Linked DNA regions of Mus musculus: region 2 is linked to region 1. Evidence: chromatin loops called from intact Hi-C (ENCODE). Cell type or tissue: heart. All regions are shown on one strand. Links, peaks and the distances in the headings refer to the core of each region. The heading gives the core; the rest is flanking DNA. Region 1 holds the start of Gem (GTP binding protein (gene overexpressed in skeletal muscle)). Region 2 has its middle 48 kb from the start of Pdp1.

The links. Peaks named below come from ENCODE experiments on the same cell type or tissue, not always from the same donor. Only the 100,000 strongest peaks of a DNase experiment are listed, where the experiment ranks them.
Region 2: a loop joins it to region 1, with 5 times the contacts of the local background. A loop is called at or near these places in 11 of 42 quality-filtered maps.

Annotation. Positions count from the first base shown.
Region 1 is chr4:11,703,035-11,705,943 of GRCm38, forward strand. Gem (GTP binding protein (gene overexpressed in skeletal muscle)) reads left to right here and starts at 1,413. Exons shown (of 5, transcript NM_010276.4): 1 at 1,413-1,532; 2 at 2,871-2,909. The coding sequence starts at 2,880. In heart, for the core only: a CTCF peak has its summit at 1,299 (motif pointing left); DNase peaks (open chromatin) are centred at 367, 697, 1,357 and 2,407; H3K4me3 peaks cover 2,261 bases; H3K27ac peaks cover 2,425 bases.
Region 2 is chr4:11,916,775-11,919,683 of GRCm38, forward strand. No RefSeq gene overlaps it. Among named protein-coding and RNA genes, the nearest start is that of Pdp1, 48 kb to the right of the region's middle. In heart, for the core only: no CTCF peak of the experiment used is centred there; a DNase peak (open chromatin) is centred at 1,817.

The DNA.
Region 1 (2,909 bases), core at 288-2,787:
CGTGGCTGGTGAAGAGCCGTATCCAGAGCTTTATGGTACCCAGAATAGACTTTAGTTTGGCCACCTAAAGTCTTCCTGAGTGGCCAAACTATAGTCTATTCTGGCTCTGGCTCTTATCTTCCTTGTGCATAAATAAATTTGGGGCTCTGCCTTTGAGACTAAGGCACTCTCCATCTTTCTTATTTGGTGGATTCTACCTTTGCCAGCTTGGTCCCTGACAGACCTGAGGTGCAGCTGGTCACTTGGATAATTCCCAAATCGCATAGATGCCTTCGTGACACCGTTGTAACCACAGAGCAGCCCAGCCACTCCAATAGACACTGGTGCTGGCTGCTTCCCGAGGGGCCGCCAGCCAACCCACAGCAGAAGCTGGCTGGAGAAGCAGATGGATGTGTTGGAAAGGCTAGCATGGACTCTAAACACAGCATGTGGGAAATGCCCACGTCCCCGGGAAATACCCATGTCCTGGGGAAGAGGTCACTTAGCAGTGCAGTTTAAAATGTACTTAAGGCAGGTTTCATTGCAGGGCCTCTTGTTCTCAATCCACAACTGTAGTAAGGGCAAGGTTCTCCAGGCCCACCAGAACCACAGGTCTTTGCAAATCTTAGCAAATGATAGAAGCAGTAGGGCTCTCTCAGGGGATTGAGCCTCCTTGTATCTCCCCATGGCTGGGAAGTCCTGGCTCTAGGCCAAAGTTCCAGCCATGCTGAGCAGCTCGGTTCTGAGATGCGCTGATTGGGGTGTGATTAAATTTCTGATGGAGGAGATTCAGCATTGTGGCCAAAACAGGGGGATGGCAGTGTTTAGCACAAGCTGCTTGGAGCCAACCTGCCCCTTTTCAAGATCCCCTACTCTTTCCTCCGACTCTTCTCTTTTGGATCTCTTCCAGAAGAAGGAAACAAAGCAGTATGTCCCAAGTCAGAGATAAGAAGTCAGGAAGCAGGAAGGGCCTGGTTGCTTCTCAGAGCATGCTCTGAAGGTGGTCTGTCCACTCAGGGTGGCTGTAGCCTCATCCTGGAGGCCGGAGTCCCGCTCACTCAGACGGATCTGTTTTCTTGGCAAAGCTGGACTCGCGGCTTGGGCCTGTTTCTTTCCTCATCCTTTATTCAGACAGCTTACAAGTGCTCTGCTGGGAAGGGCGATTAAGTAGCACTAAGTGTATTTTTCCAGTGTCCACCTGATAAAAAGAAAATAAAACAAAATCAACGATTGAACTGTCATTTTTTTTCTCCCTCACTCCCCTCAAGGGGATAGGGGAGTCACATGACTACGAGTAACTGATTTAGCCAAGTGGCTGCAACTCAGTTTGCTGCAGAGCCGCCCCCTCCCGGCGGGAGCGCTGACGTCACGGAAAAGCCCCGTCGCGGGGCTGCCGGGCGCGCTATAAACGGCGGCGGGCAGCGGAGGCTTCAGGAGGCGGCACTGCCAGCGGACATCACACAGCCTCGGACTGCGGAGCCCGCATCGCAGACGTCAGGCGTTGCAGCAGGCGGATCGACGGCAGACGCCCACCCAGCGCCCAGTGCAGCCAAGTAAGGGGCCATGGCTGAGGGGCAGTCCCAGTGGGAGCCTCTGTGGGAAGGGGCGTTCCTGGTCTCCGAACTTTTTAAGTTAGGAAGGCAGCCAGTCCCTAGACTCCCTAGGTCTGTACCGGGGGTTCTGCCGTGGGAGAAAGAAGTTCAGGCGCAAAGGATGCGCTTCTGATGGGGGTTTCTAAATTCAATTTCGGAGGAGTGTCACCTTACAGATTAGGTGGCCAGGCGGCAGACTTCAAGGTCTGCTGTCGCAAGTCTGTCAACCCAGGGACTGTTTTTAAGACTTAAAAAGAAACCGGCTGGTTCTGGATCGTGGCATAGGTGTGATGTATGGAGTAGGGTGTGTGAGCTGAGCGTGATCCTTGCGCTCACGCGGGGAGCTTGCTGAGTTAAAAACCATAGAGCGGTTATCTCGGGCAGTCTTGGCAGAACAGACTGCCTGTCAGGCAAGGCAGTCTTGCAAGGAAAAAGTTGTAGGAAGTTGTTGAGTGGCTTTTCACTGAGTCTCTGATCTTCTAATTTACGTCAGAAAGGTGCAATTTTTAAAATAAATAATTATATACAGTAAAAAAATCATGGAGTGGACGACGTTCCTTAAGAATGAAGCCCTTTTTGTACAAGTGTGATGTGTCTGAATGTGAGCAGGTCCTTCCCCTCTCAGAAGAACCAGCCTCAGGGCTGCTACGCTAAACAGTTTCTGTAGATAAGAGGGTAGAGCTGAGGCATAGCACTCAAACAGAAACTGTCCCACTCCCCAAATAACGGCCTCTTCAGTCAGGCAGCTGGAGGACATCAGGGCAACCTTACTAAACATGGAAGTTCCCCCAAAGTGCCTGTCCAGTCCAGCCAGGGGAGTGATGTCATTGCCGCGTGTTTCCCACTGAGGCTCAAGACTGCAGGATGCGGGGGCAATTAAGAGCCATGTTTAGACAAGAACAGTTAACCTGGCCAGCTGGTGCCCAGCAGCTCTAACTTGTTGCTGATGGTAATGTCATTTCTGGAGGCAATGGGTTCCTTCCAGCTGCCTCTGTGCCAACTCCCGGTGGGATTTCCAAAGCTCCTTTAAGGACAGAGGGAGCTTATGGGCAATGGATGGATGGTGTTACTGCTACTACAAACGACAGCCTGATTGAGAAGCTAGTTACTGAGTGTGTGTGTGTGTGTTGTTGTTGTTGTTGAAAATTTTGCTTTCTAGGCTTAGGGACAGTTTAGTGGTTGATTCTTACATTAAGAATTCATACCCATCAAATGAAGCACCAAAGACAACTGTGTTGAGCGCCCCTGGGCCTGGCTCATTCTTAATCATATTGCCATCTTTACTGCTCTGATTCCTAGGATCCCGCAATGACTCTGAATAATGTCACCATGCGCCAA
Region 2 (2,909 bases), core at 301-2,800, 210 kb after region 1:
TATAAGTGCTTTCCCCAACAAACATGTATTGTTCATGACCAACAATGGAGTCTGGGCTTATTTCTATTTCACAGGGCACTGGACCAGCTTGGCCAGGCTTGGTCTTCACTCATGTTGGTCTACTTTTTGCCCAATCTTATGAGGGCATTTTCTTAAATGAGGTTCCCTCCTTTCAGATGACTCTAGCTTGTGTCAAGTTGACATAAAACCAGCCAACACAGTGTCCTTTATCTTTACATTCTACTAATCAAAGCAAATCATGGGGTCTGCCTAGACATAAAAGATCCCATCTCTTGGGGTGATGAGTCCTTAAATCATCAGGAGGGAAATCTGGTGGCCTTCTTTGCAGTGATTTCCCACGTGCTCTTAAAACTATTCCTTCCATTATACAACACATCAACCTCTTCTCCATAAACTAAGGACAGTTATAGGTGGTTACTCAATGTCTGTCATTTGCTCAACACCTTCTACAGTTGACATTACAAGCTACTGGGATAAGAATCTGATGATCATTAATAACTATATATGGGATTAATTAATAATTGAATCAAGAGTAGATGATCATACTACATAGTCCAAGCACACAGCACATAGTAAAACAAGTTAGCACCCATGTAAAATTTCAATTCTATGTATGTGGTGGGAGTGTGTATCCACAGAAGGGCAGGGGCTTGTGGAGGCCAGAGGGATTACCTCCTGGAACTGGAGTTTCAGGTGGATGAGAGATGCCCAACTTGGGTGCTGAGACTCAAACTGTGGTCCTTTGCAGAAACAGTGTATTCTCTTAATTGCCAAGTCACCTGTCCAGCCATTTTCCATTAAACAAAACAAAACAAAACAAAACAAAACAAAACAAAACAAAACAAAACAAAACCCCTAGGATATAATTTGAAACAAGGTCTCAGGTAGACCACGCTGGCCTCAATCTTGCAACATATCCAAGATCCAAGGAAGACCTCAAACTTCTGATCCTCTTCCCTTCAACTCCCTATGGTGGGATTTTAGGCCCTCGTTAATGTGCCAGGTTTATGAGGAGTGAATCAAACTCAGAACATCTTGTATGTTAGGCAAGTACTCTACCAGATGAGTCACATCGTCCCTGTTCCGTATGTAATTTTCTTTTCTTGGTAAGCATAAGTTTGTCCTTTAATGCCACATGGCTCTTCCCTGGCCTCTGGAAACATTGACAAACATCTCACGGGGACTGAAATTTAATAATCTCTAAGGGCATAGAAGAGCTTAAGTCTTTACAAGTGCTTGGAAAATTCTGACTCCTCGGGAAGTGGTGTTGTCAGCAATTTGTCTTAAAGTTGTTGCAATACGCCTTGTTTTTTGGTGCCTGGAAAGTCTTTGCTGCAATGTTAGAATAAATTGTCTTGCTGGTGTTTGTAAGTAGATGTTTTAGGAAAATGCTGGAAAATCCCTTTCCCGTCCTCATTTGTCTCTCTCGCTTTCTCCCTTTTTGTATTAACAAAAACAAGAAAGGATTTTTTTTTTTTTTTTGAGAGCTCCAAAACCAAACATAGCCATGCAGCACTCCTGGGAGTTTGTTTTAGAAGTTCATATTTGAAATATTAAATCAATTATAGGCTTATGAGAATGACAGAAAACTCTTGGAACCAGGAAAGGAGGGAGGGGAAGGGAGGGAGGGAAAGAGAGAGGGAGGGGGACCGATCAATGTGTATTCCTTTTGATGTTGTTTTCCATCAGGACAGAACAGGATGTGAGTCCCAAGGAAACTGGGTCTTTTTCAGCCAGAGCAGAGCTTGAAAAATCTGGGTTTGACCTATGAGTCATTTGATGTATTGATGCCAAATGTGCAGCCGACTCCGGCCACTGCCCTTCTCTTCTGTCTTTGTCTTGCTTGACCAGTTGATCTGAGCCAAGGAGGATGACAAGCAAAGCTGGGTTATCACGGTGTCTGCACCGTTTTTCCCTTTATATTAATCATCAGGAGATGCCAGGAGTGCTCTCAAGCATCCCTGGGACCAATGCCTGTGGACATTTAAAAAACCAAAAACCAAAAAAACAGCTTAGTAAGGAAGAAGTCTGAATGGCTTGAACCCACCCCAAAATAACATACACATGTATATATACACACATCTACATGTTTGTGCATATATATATATGTGTGTGTGTGTGTGTGTGTGTGTGTGTGTGTGTGTGTGTGTGTGTATATGATGTATGTGTAGAACTTTCTTTTTCAGCAAGTTGAAAAGATGCTGTAGAGTTAGCAGAGAGTGTTTTTCACTTGGATTTCTAGGCCTGAGTCCAGCATTTATTTCTTTACAAATACCTATGAACAATGCCTCTTGGAAACTCTCATTAACCAAAACCAACAAGTTCTGGAAGCAGAATAATAACTTTATTTCTAGTCTTTGCTACTCAGAAAGAAAATCTCTCCCCTTCTAAAAGCACTCAGGTCCCCTGCCATACACCTTCTTAGGAAAAGCAACGGGAAGGTTTTTTGTCCACCTGAAAAAGAATGGTTTCTTGTTCTCGATGTATTATGTAGCAAAGACAAACAGCTTCATAAAATTCCATCAAATAGCACCATAAATTTGCTGATCTTTCCAATTAAAACCCATTTTTGAAAAGGTGTTTTCATTGGCTCCTAGCACATCCGTCTCAGGATAGGTTGCCTAGCAACCTATCAGCCCTATTCCTTCTTGCTTATTTCTTTTCAACCTCTCCTAAAGGTTTCTTTCCTGTTTGTTGGGCTTGCAGTGGCAAGGTTTTAAACACCCCTGTACCTGCAATGGCGGCTTAAAAGTGGTTTGGGATAAGATCAAGTTGTCCTTTGAAGGTCAATGTCATCTGAATGGAGTAATTCCCTGGGAATTCTATAAGAAGGTTCCTAGCCAATGAATGTAATTTGTCTTCACTAGGAGAGGATGAGCCCACTCCTT